3 separate regions of the Homo sapiens genome follow, and regions 2 and 3 are each linked to region 1. A link is a contact called in ENCODE Hi-C data. All regions are on one chromosome and are shown on one strand. Each heading gives the region's core, a stretch centred on a gene start or an enhancer-like site at or near the end of the contact. The rest is flanking DNA. Distances are from core to core; before and after follow the strand shown. Region 1 overlaps LINC00446 (long intergenic non-protein coding RNA 446). Region 2 overlaps SCEL (sciellin). Region 3 has its middle 19 kb from the start of SCEL.

What was found. A loop is a pair of places that touch in the nucleus more often than their neighbours do. Pooled maps may share reads with other maps.
Region 2: a pooled map shows a loop between it and region 1 (2.4-fold over the local background). The contact joins two enhancer-like sites. A Hi-C loop is called at or near these places in 1 of 37 single-sample maps with no recorded cell type and 2 of 50 pooled maps.
Region 3: a loop to region 1 is called in a pooled map, with 12 times the contacts of the local background. The contact joins two enhancer-like sites. A Hi-C loop is called at or near these places in 6 of 37 single-sample maps with no recorded cell type and 10 of 50 pooled maps.

Annotation. Positions count from the first base shown.
Region 1 is chr13:78,020,672-78,024,718 of GRCh38, forward strand. All of the region lies in intron 2 of LINC00446 (long intergenic non-protein coding RNA 446), which reads left to right. Among named protein-coding and RNA genes, the nearest start is that of LINC00446, 9.8 kb to the left of the region's middle. Within about 2 kb of position 1,685, at least 10 of the 41 ENCODE cell types and tissues checked have a DNase peak (open chromatin) inside an H3K27ac peak, as active enhancers do.
Region 2 is chr13:77,542,857-77,547,010 of GRCh38, forward strand. The region is part of intron 1 of SCEL (sciellin); the gene reads left to right. Among named protein-coding and RNA genes, the nearest start is that of SCEL, 9.2 kb to the left of the region's middle. Within about 2 kb of position 1,740, at least 2 of the 41 ENCODE cell types and tissues checked have a DNase peak (open chromatin) inside an H3K27ac peak, as active enhancers do.
Region 3 is chr13:77,514,255-77,518,307 of GRCh38, forward strand. No RefSeq gene overlaps it. Among named protein-coding and RNA genes, the nearest start is that of SCEL, 19 kb to the right of the region's middle. Within about 2 kb of position 2,122, at least 2 of the 41 ENCODE cell types and tissues checked have a DNase peak (open chromatin) inside an H3K27ac peak, as active enhancers do.

The DNA.
Region 1 (4,047 bases), core at 435-2,934:
TTGCAGAGAACCATAGTCGTGGGAACCATAGTTGTCCTTGCTTTTATTTATTAGTCACATAACCTTTGGTGTATCACACCTACTAAAGTCCATGAAATTAATGTCTTTATGGTATTTTGAATGAGAGTGGTTGCTCTCCGGTGTCGTTTGATTCTTTCTCCTCTTTGAGGAGTCCACAGTATAGCCACACTTTGGAGAAAAGTATCAAAAAGTGGTTTGTCTTTTGACTTTTTGACTTCTCCTTGTCCACTTCCAGCCGCAATCATCTCCCTCCTACCAGACTCTGGGACGTGAATGTGTAATTACAGCCCATTGTCTGTGCAGCAATTATAGCCTAATTTGACTTGTTGCACAGAAAGATGACAAAAGTGCTGGCTGTCAGGCAGGGTCAGAGGTCAGCCATTACCCCACGGACTACAGGCAGCAGCCTCATCAGGATTCTGTGGAAGGCTCGTCTCTGGGCAGGACGGGTCTGCAGCTGTCTGTGCGTCTTTGCAGATGACTCTGGGTGAAAACATGGACTGTTTTCAAGATAGATGATCCCAGCGTGCAGTTTGGCTTCTTGCTTTCTTATCAAAGATGTCAAAATTGTTCTGCAGTGAATGAAGCTATTTCTTGTGCCTTCTATATAAATTTTGAGTGGGACATGTACATAACCCAGCTTTAAGATATTTTATCAACTTTCTAGAAATAAAGTTAAGATTATGAAATGGTATTTAAAAGGAATGTTAAATCAGTATGCTACATTAGTATGAAAACTCCTGTGTGTTAAATAGGATAATAACTTGGATGCAATTAAATGAATTGTATCCAGATAGAAAGTCCTAGAGACACTATAAATAAGAATCATAAAATCACAAAGTAAAACTAAAAAAGCATATCCTGTATCAGTTAACCTAGTCCTTGTAGGTAATAAATAAATATTCCTTAAATAATTTTTCTTATGTTTTGTCTATTCTACATTTAAGTCTCTGATAGTAGGCAAATTCAGATCTATTTCAAGAGAGAGAACATTTTACTGTTATTGAAAGATTCTTTAATCCCATTTTCAAATATTTGATATATTTAACATAATTGATCTTCTCCAAATTTAGACAGACATACTGGTCAAACTCATAGTCATTTCAATGAATGAAAGTAATAGAAATTATAATTGAGAGAAAATATGCTAAGTGACAGTGCCAATATTCTAGAAATCAGAAACAAAATACAAAATGGGCTTGAGAAAATTGGTTCATTTAAAAAAATATATTTAGTAAGGGCCAATCTAAGGTGGATGGGGGCAAAAAAAGTTTAAACACAAATCCAGTTAGGTACAATAAAAAATACATTTTGATGCCAATGCACTTAATAGGCAGTATAAATAAAATGCTTTTATGAAATATAGCAATGTGATATTGTAATCTAACCAAATATGTTAGGTACCAGGAAGCATTCCTTACTATTTTATTCTATAAAAGAAGAGGATTGTATTCGTTTCTACTACTCTATTTCATTATTTTATTCTTGTCAGAAAGCTGTAGTGCACTTAAGAGTTTAGGGCAGGATTTTAAGCCCTAGAAAGCCAGGTAATAATCAAAGAAAAGTCATTTTTAGGTTCCCAGGCTGAGGTAAAACATAGAAGTCAGGAAATGGTTTAATAATGAGTAAGCAAACAGGAAGTGAAAGCAGTGAGCCACACAGGCCAGCTGACTTAGATGATCATGGCAGGCTCAGAGACGAAGGAAGTGAGAATTCAGCTGTCAAACCAAGAGTGTTGGCACCAGAGATTACAGTGGGTGTGTGGGAAACCTATCATCCAATTCTTTGCCTGCAACAAGGGCATTTGAGATTCATGACCATTTCAAAGATCTGGTTGTATGGCCTAATTCACCTGATCCTTTGGGTGAATGCTAAGAGAACTGCCACCATTTCCATTATAACAAAAGTACTCTTTATTGAGGAATTGTTATATAGTGGGCGTAGTATAGGTAAACACTTACTCACTTATTCCCTTATTCTATATATGAGTACTGAGCTTAGAATGTGCCAATTACTGTGATACTGACTAGGATACAACAGCAAGTGAAAACAAATATGGTCCTTGCTCTCACAGCTAGGATGAGGTAGATATTAATTATATAATGTATATAACTTAAATAAATATAAATACACATGTAATTTAAAATGTGTTAAGTACTATTGACAATAGAAAGGGGTACTTGGAATATAGGTAGATGAAGAATAAAATTTGATTTAACGTTCATAATCTAGTAGAAGTCTCCTTTTACAGAGAAATAGGCAGAGGCGTGGAGAAGCTAATTCCCAAAGTCACAGGCCTACAAGAGGAGAGCTGAACTCTTCTGTATAGTCTTCCTGGTCACATACTAACTAAAACAAGACTCACACAAATGTAGAACTGAAACAGAAACTTAGATCTTGTATAAATTAATTCATTGATTTATTCAAATAATATTTGTTGAGTGGCAGCTCTAGGTACAGGGGACATCATAGAAAAAGGCCCTCTTTTTTGTGCAAATAAGACTTATATTTTAGTGGGTAAAAATAGATGAACAAACTGGCTACCTAAATATCAGTGATAAAAGAATAGCAAAGAAACAGACTTGTGTGATGGACAATGACAGAATGGCTCATTTTTCTTAGCAGTACCAGGAAAGGCCTCCCTGAAACCAGAACAGGAAGAAGCAGGCCCTTCAGAGGGCTCAGGGAAGAGTCTTTCAGCTAGAGGGAATTGCTTGGACAAAGGCCCTGAGAAGGGAATAGCTTGCATGTTTGAGAGACAGAAAGAATCTCCGGGTGGCAAGAGTATCAGGAAGAGACACGTAGGATGAGTCTGAAGAGACGTTCAGGGTCCAGATTACAAAGGACCTTGTGGGTCAGGGGTTTAGATTTTATTTCAGTTGAATGAGAAGTGTGGGGAAGGTCATTAAAGGAGACAAGGTGAAGAAGATGGGATATGATTTAAGTTTGTTGTTGTTGTTGTTTTTGACGGAGTTTCTCTCTTGTTGCCCAGGCTGGAGTGCAGTGGTGCAATCTTGGCTCACTGCAACCTCCACCTCCTGAGTTCGAGCGATTCTCCTGCCTTAGTCTCCTAGGTAGCTGGGATTACAAGCACACGCCACCATGCCCAGCTAATTTTAGTATTCTTAGTAGAGACAGAGTTTCACCATGTTGGCCAGGCTGGTCTCGAACTCCTGACCTCAGGTGATCCACCCACCTTGGCCTCCCAAAATGCTGGGATTACAGGCGTGAGCCACCACACCTGGCTGATTTGAGTTTTAAATGATCACTCTGACTGTTATGAAGAGGATGGATTAAAGGAGGCTACCATGGGTAAAGGGAGTACCCAGAGGGGCGCTCTCATATGCCTCACAGGTAAGAGAGGATGGTGGCACTGATGAGGCAGCAATAGTGGAACTGGCAAGAAGTGAATGTCTTAAAGACCTTTTTATTAAAGAAAATGTCAAATGCATACAAATTTAGAAAAAAATCGTAAAATAAACTCTGACACACCCATCACCCACATTTGACCATTATCAACTCGTTGCCAGTTTTGTTTCTTATATAGCTCACCAACTTTTCCAGATTATTTTGCAGCAAATATAAAATGTTATATCATTTCATCCATAAATATTACAATATAAATGTTTAATAGACAAGGATTTATATTTTGAATACAATACTAATTTATGCCTAAACATGGACAATAATCCTTACCTTTTTTTCAGTCCTTCTGTTAGATTTTAATCATAACAACTTTTATCAAGTACAACTTTACTGCTAATGTGTCTAATTTTATGTATGTATGTTTTTTTATTGATACATAATAGATGTACATATTTTAAGGGTAAATGTGATATTTTGATACATTCATATTATGTCTAAAGGTCAAATCACGGTAATTGGAATGCACCTCACCTTAAATATTTATCTTTTATTTATGCTAGTAAGATATGAATTGTTCTATCCTCTCTTCATCTGCTATTCCCCCTCCCCTAGTGTTATCAAATATCCTGTCAGTGTTCAAATTTCTTTGTCTTATGACTT
Region 2 (4,154 bases), core at 490-2,989, 480 kb before region 1:
TCTACTGAAAATGGTTTTATGGCATTTGTCCTTTTCCAGTTCCTAGGGATTTTCCCTGTTTCATTGATTTCCGGGAAACAAGTAGTGGTGGGGTTGGCACTGTTACCGCACCCTGAAACCCTCAGGACTTTTTCAGAAGCAAAAGTGAATACCACCAGGGCAATTTGCCACCCTGTGTCATTTTCTAGACCCCTTTTCTGTATTTGTTTATTTATTCTACTTTAGCTTTTTTTTTTTTTTTTTTTGAGACGGAGTCTCGCTCTGTTGCCCAGGCTGGAGTGCAGTGGCGGGATCTCGGCTCACTGCAAGCTCCGCCTCCCGGGTTCACGCCATTCTCCTGCCTCAGCCTCCCAAGTAGCTGGGACTACAGGCGCCCACCACCACGCCCGGCTAATTTTTTGTATTTTTAGTAGAGACGGGGTTTCACCGTTTTAGCCGGGATGGTCTCGATCTCCTGACCTCGTGATCCGCCCGCCTCGGCCTCCCAAAGTGCTGGGACTACAGGCGTGAGCCACCGCGCCCGGCCAACTTTAGCTTTTTTATATTCTCCATCACTAAAGAGATTTGCCCTGGGCAACTATTGACATTTGGTCTTTTATAAAGATAGTAATTTATAAAAATATATTAGAAGCTTGATAAATTGATTGAAAGATTTTGGGGTAGTTAAAATATCCAAATGTCACTCTATGTAAATCTCATGATACTTTGGTAAAATGATCAAAGAAAGTCTGCTCCAATTCTTCTCTGTTGAGCTCCACCATGGATCTCCATTGTTGCCATCTTTATGTCCATGAGTACCCAATGTTTAGTTCCCACTTATAAGGGGAAACACTTGGTATTTGGTTTTCTGTTTCTGCATTAATTCGCTTAGGATAATGACCTCCAGCTGCATCCATGTTGCTGCAAAGAACATGATTTCGTTCTTTTTTTATTTACCACTTTTTAGTCGAGTAAATTTCTTCCTGTTGACTCCTTTTTGTTTCCCGGGCTTCTGAGATAGGTACTGTGCGTCAGGCTGATTTGAGTTTGAATCCCAACTGGGCGATTCACTAGTTATGTAACCTCAGGCAAACTACTCATCTTGAGACTCCTTCCAGAAAAGAAATCTGCCTACATTTCGACCACTGCCCACATTTCCAACTCCTGCCCTATCCTTCCGCAAGAAGACTCTGACTTCACTGAAACCATTCATCATTAAGTTTCATTAAAGAACAAGTATAATAATAGTAACAACCTAAAGGCATGTAAGGCTTAAATGAGACAACACCTATAAAATATAAGCTCAAAATAGTTATTATTATTGTAGGACCCCAAATCTCAGCAGTCAGAATTGAAGTCCTTGTTTTTTTCTCTTTTCTTCCATCATCCTTTATTGTGTTAATTTACTTTCTGCTGCACATCTTTTTTTCTTTTCTGCCTTATTTCTCCTTTTCTCTTTCCTCTATGAGCCCTTCTTTAACCAATTTTAGTTTCTTTGTTCACACAATCTTTCTTAAGAGAAAGTTAGCAGGGAGTGGTAAAGACTTCGTGAGGTAAGCCAAGAGGCATTATGTCCTTGGGTGGGAAGGGAAGAGTGAGATTTTTAAAGTCTTTATGCTGAGAGGACCCAAAAGATGATGAAGATTCTAGCTGAGCTGGGAACTGGCCCAGGAAATTCTTGGCACTGGGACAGGAAGAGCTGGGGCTGAGATCAGGCTGGGGGACTGAAGTGAAAGTTGGCTCAGGGAATTCTTGGCATTGGGACAAGAGGAGCTGGGGCTCAGATTGGGCTGGTGGGAGGAGTGGCAATTGGGTCACCTAATGGACCTAAATGCTCCCAGAGGAAGTGCTGTTATTAGAGATAGAAAATACTGAAGGAAATTGAGTAAGGGCATGGGGAGATGAGGAGAAGCTGAAAAGAAGACAAAAGTAAGAAATAGGAGATGCTGATAGTTTCAAATGCATACAAAAAGAGCTACGAAAGTTGATTGATTTCATGATTCAGAACTTTAGCAGAGTGATTTCATGTAAAACCTAAAGACAAATGTCCTTGGGCAGAAGCAGTAGGCAGCAGATAAAAACTAGCTCTTTCTGGTGTTTGGCCACAAAGAGGAAATGAAAGATGGGCCAATAATTGAAAATATTTTTTCCCTCTCTCCTCAGACTTTGACGTTATGATTTTACATCATAATTTTCAACACATGCATTCAGTGCTTCATAGGTAAAGGTTTTTCTACTTCCCAGCATAAGAGAGACAGCGTTCACACATCTTTTGTCATAATATTACACTTCTAAAACACAGTTGCTGGTGTCTGTAATCAGTAGGCATATGTACTGGCAACAGCCTTTTGAAAAGCCAAGATTAGAGTTTCATCTTTTTTGTGAGAAGCTAAAAACTTAATTGGAATGAAACTGAAACGTGGCACTTAGAAATAAATCCAGTTAGCTGAACTGAGGCTACCAAAGTGTCAATATGTGGGTGTTGAGTAGATTTGAAGCTCAGGATAACCTCAGTACCTGAAATAAGTAATTCCTTTAAAGAATTACAAAACAATAAAATTTGGCTGCATTTTTTTTAATACTACCAGTTTGAGAGACTAGTAATCCCTAATCCATTCCACAAAAGGGCATTTTTAACAAGGATATTATTCACAGAAACATATATTGTTGAACTATTTCTAAAAAGAAATATCCATGTATATATAAAGTACTGTTTTATATCCTGGGGAAGATGGAAAGAACACTACTGCAGTAAAATGTCTGCGGAAGTAGAGGTCGATGAGACAGGAATGTTTACACCTTAGAGGCTTTACATGGAAGCTTCTAGAAATGGCTCTGGGGCCACCCAAAGAGGGGGCATTAGGAGATGATTTGGGTGACATGGACAATGGGTCCTAAGAGAAGAAGAGAGCAGCGAGGCTGGAAGAGGTTGTGTGAAAGATGTAGGAGAGATGCCAAAAGGGAAAGAAAGACTCAAGAGCAGACTTTCTCTGGCTTGGGCCATCTGGCAGGGGCCTTCACTGATTTGGCAGCTTGCATCTTTGATAAGAAAAATTTAATTTCCCACAGTATTGCTCATTTATATTTCAGAAGAAAAACCCAGCATCCTTATGAAACTATTATCACCTGTAAATAGAATACATTATAGTTTCCTTTCTCAGTTAGCTTGATCAATGGCCAGCACTGGACTACGAGAGAAAATGAAACGTTATCAAGCTATCCAGTATGAGATAGATTCAGGGAAGGAGTCCAGTCAGGAACCATGTCAGGCCACTTCAGGCCACTTCTGGCTGCAGTGTGTTCATTGGGGAGTGAGTTTTGAGGCTGAGCTATCAGGAAATGTTGGGGCAGCCATTCATTCCTGCTGCTCCTCTCACCTGCTCTCCCATGATCATCAATCATCTGGGACTCCAGGCATTTCTCTGAGTGCCTGGTATGGGTCATATCACATGGCACTTTGAGTTACATGTAGTATCACTTACTGAAAAGAGCTCTGGTGTTGCAGTCACACAGACCTAACTGCAGTTTCTGATTCTTCCTCTAACTGTGTACTTTGGGCAGGTTATTTAAGCTCTCTGAGGTTTGGGATCCCATAATTATAGATAATAGTACTGGCCTGGAAGGATTAAATAAGATAATGTGCATAAAACATGTGGTACAGCCGGTGGTACTTGGTAGGGGCTTAACAAGTGATCCTTCTTGCTAGGAACATTTAACACATATGTTTTGTTGATAAAAGAATCACACATATCTTTTGTAGACTCCTGTCAACTTTTGGACCTTCTATTTGCTGCACGATGGCTTAGTGACATGGAGGAAGAGCATAAGGCTTGAGTAACAACAACAACAAAAAAAAAAAAAGGAAAAGAAATCTCTTAAACAAACGAGGCGGTTTATTTTTCTCTTGGAAGGAGAAGTTCAGAGGTAGATAATACAGGGCTATTGTGGCAACTCCATGACACTGTCAAGGAACCGGGTCCCTTCTAACTTCCTGCTCTGCTATTTTTCGTGTGTGAATTTAGTCCCTATGATTGCCCACAGTCACTAAGGTCCAAGAGGACTGCTCCTCCCTCCTGCAAGCCACCTTAGTTTCAGAAAAGAGTGGGGGAGCACAAAAGGACATATTCTTCCCAGGGACTTCCACTTCAATTGTAATAGTCAGAACTACAAATGTG
Region 3 (4,053 bases), core at 872-3,371, 510 kb before region 1:
ACAATACTTTACCAGCTATCTGGGCATCCTTCAATCCAATCAAGTTGACACCTAATATTAATTGTCACATGGGATATCTTTACTTCTTGACCCTTTCAGTGGACAGAGCTAGGAAATGTGAGTGTGTATACACATGCATACAGACACAGACATATATACACACAAACATAGAGGTATATGTGTATACAGGTGGGCATACACATACATAAACACATACAACATATTTTAGACATTATGAGTTCAGATCTATACTTTCAGTTTCAATCCACTCCCATGGGCTTCTTTCTTGCCATCCTCACTGTATAGTTTACAACCTACCTTCCTCTGTGAGAACTCTCGCTCTCAGCAACACAAATGCATTAACTCATTGTGCAATCCTATAATACATCTAAATCAGGGACATCCAATGTTTTGGCTTCCCTGGGCCACATTGGAAGAAGAAGAATGTCTTGGGCCACACATAAAATACACTAATGATAGCTGATGAGCTAAAAAAACTTGCCAAAAAATTTCATGATGTTTTTAAGAAAGTTTACAAATTTGCATTGGGCCTCATTCAAAGCTGTTCCAGGCTGCAGGTTGAACAAGCTTGATCTAAATTGTTTCAGAATCACTTTACTCATACCACTACAATAAGTAAATCTATTAAAAATACTTCTGGATTTATTTGCAGTTCTCCATTCCCACTCCTTGCATACTCCATAAATATTATTTTAATGAAAGAACAAGTTTCGAAATCACCAGCATGGGACTTCCATCTACTGTTGGCCAAGACTATACATTTAGCATGAGAATGGGAATAGTCTTTACTCCAAAATTCATTGTTTCTTGTATTTGACACATTCATATTGAAAAGTGCAAATCCTAAATGACTTGTGTGTATACCAAGAGTATTTCTTTTAAAATTTGCTAACTTTATACTTTTTTTCACCACTCACTAAGTAAAAATGGAACGTTGCACCATTGGACCTTAAATGCATATTGCTAAGTGAAAGAAGCCAGTCTGAAAAGGCTATATACTGTATGATTCCAAACATGACATTTTGGGAGAGGCAAAACTATAGAGGCAATGAAAGGATCAGTAGTTGCCAGGTGTTAAGGGGAAGAGGAGAGAGAGATTAGAAGGTGAAGCACAGGAGATTTTTAGGGCAGTGTGACTATTCTGTATGATACTGTAACGGTGGATGTGTGATATGCATCTGTCAAAACCCTTAGAACTGTACCACACCAAGAGTGAACTAATGTGAACTATGAACTTTAATCAATAACAGTATATCAATATTGGCTTACCAATTCTAACAAATTCACCACATTAAACCAGATGTTAATAATGGGACAGCTAAGGGTGGGGGCAAGGGTATATTTGGGAACTCTGTACTTTCCACTTAATTTTTTCTGTAAACTAAACACTGCTCTAAAAAATAATGTCTTTTAATTAAAACAAAATAACAGGTTGCAGTTCCAGAAAAACTCAGGTGGAGAGAGTTCCTGTTTAACATGGTGAGTATTTAAAACATACCCAGCAAAGCCATTAACTAATACATTATCTATGGAGCTGAACCGAATATTTGCAAAGGTGGTTTTGTTGTGATTGTTGTTTTAACTGCTTGATTGCTTTTTAAGAACTATTGACAGAATTGGATATTTTTAAAGGTAGAAGACAAATATATTTTATTTGTCTTTCAATGACTCATCTTTAAGCTCTTTACAATACACTCCCATAGAATTGCTAAGACAGACCCTATTGGCATCACCTAGTCTCCTGCATTGTGCATCCCTGACAGCTACTATGCAGAGATTTCCTAGATTGTGTTCAATGGCCAACCTGCTGAAACTGAGTGCAAATGCTAATATGCAATAATCACCAAAAAGGAGAACAATTCAGGATTGATACACACACCAGCTGCAATTCTGCAACCCGCTGAAAGTGAGTGTTTCAAGTGCAAACTCTTGCTGCTTTTCCTTGAGCCTCCTGGTTCTCTAGCTGTGGAGTAACAGCCTTGGTCTCAGGACTGACTTTAGGGAGACAGTCTTTTTAGCTTTCCTTGGCAATGGAAAACACTGCCCAGGGAACAAACTCATGTGGCTCTGATAGGTGGGTCATGTTATGTTTCAGGGCTGTTATTAGTAAGAACAAATGATTCTCTGCCCTTGCATCTTCATTCAGTACAGTGATTTCCATTACATTAGATTGAGTCATTAGATGAGTACATTAGATTGAGTCAATTTCCTCCCAGATCCTCAGCAAAACTCTCGAGCCAGTTCCTTACTACTTGGGGGATGGCTTGCCTGACTGAGCGCAGCTTTGGTGCCCCTGTGTTCTGGGTCTGTGTGTCCTTGTTGCTTAGCGCCTAGATATTCTGCTCTGTTAATTTCCCTTGGCTTTGAAGGGAAGAGAGAATAGCAGTCTAGAGGGAGCTGGCTTTGATGGGAAGTATGATTTTCAGGTAGATTTCACTGTCTCATGCAATCGTGTGATTTATGTCATTTCCCTAGTAACTATTTCTGGTGACAGCAGTCACTTCTTCATGCCAGCCATTTTATAGATTTTATGAATGCAAAGGAATATTATTTAGCTACTTATAATAACAATCATATGGGTTATTATCAATTTTAAAAATGCTAATATGTAATAATCACCAAAAAGGAGAACAATTCAGGATTAATACACATGCCAGCTGCAATTCTGCAAAAATTTAATTTTATAATCATAAGATCAGAAGATAATTTGGTGAGAGAGTTTAGAATCTAATAATGTTCGTTCATTTCCTTTTTTTCCATAGAAGGCTCTGGTGTGATTCAGGCTTTGCTTAATTTTCATGTAAACCTGGAAATATGGAGGAGGAGTGGCTCTTGGAAATTCTGACTTGGAGACTCTCAGGCTTATTTTCCAAATAAGTGTGAAAAACTGCTGGAGATTCCTTCCTCAGGCCAGACCCATACTTTCTGGGCCACCTTGTTCAACTTGTTTAAGTAGATCTAGAACACTGGAAATCTTTCCCTAAGCTTCTGTCTCCCTCACCTCTCACATCCAAATTCATCACCATCCACTACACCAGATCCTATGGATTTAAACTCCTTTAATATATTTCAAATCATTCATCTTCATCTCTTCAAGTCATCACCCTAGTTCTTGCTAATATTATCTCTCACCTAAAATGCTGCACCACCATCCTAAATGATTGTGCTAAACTCAGGCTTACCCTCTTTTGCAATCAAGTTAATTTTTTGTGAAACTTGCTATAATGGAGGTAAAACAAACACAGTAAAATGTTCAAATTTTAGTTTTGTAGCTCAATCAAATTTTGCATGCATGCCTATCTATAATTACCATTTAGATCACACAGAACATAGAGAAAGCCAGAAACTCCCAGTGTGGGCCATGTTGGGCTGTTGCAATTCACTGACTCCAGCCAATGGGAAGAGGAAAGAGTCTGATAACGTAAGGCCCAGCATGGTCTCAGCCTGTGTTCTGTGGGAGGAAAATTAATGACATGGGCACACCCAACTAACATGGCTGGGAAATGTAGTTCTAACTGGGTAACCATGCACCCAACACATTCTAACACCATGGAAGAAAAAGAAAATAGACTGTGATGGACAACTACCAGCCTCAGCCACAATATTATTACAATATTAGTTTTTCCAATCCGTCAGACATTTTTTATCTTGCTATATATTTAGCACTTCTTTACTTTCTTCCAACACAGTTAAATAATTTTCTCCACAGAGTTCTTGCATGTTTTTTGTTAGATTTCTTTCTTGATGTTTCATAGTTTTGATGCTATTCTAAGCACTATTTTTGTTTCCTTTTCTGTTGTGACTTACATATAGAGATGCAGATTTTTGTATGTTTATTTTATGCATATATTTTTAAAACCTGACTTAACTCTCTTTTAAATTCTAAACACTTTTATGGATTTTTTGGGTTTTCTATATATACAATCATATCATCCATGAGAGATGATAATTTTATTTCTTTCTTTTTAATTTTTTTTGGGAGGTCTGACTGTACTGGCTAAAACTTCCAGTAAAATGGTGACTGGAAGAGGC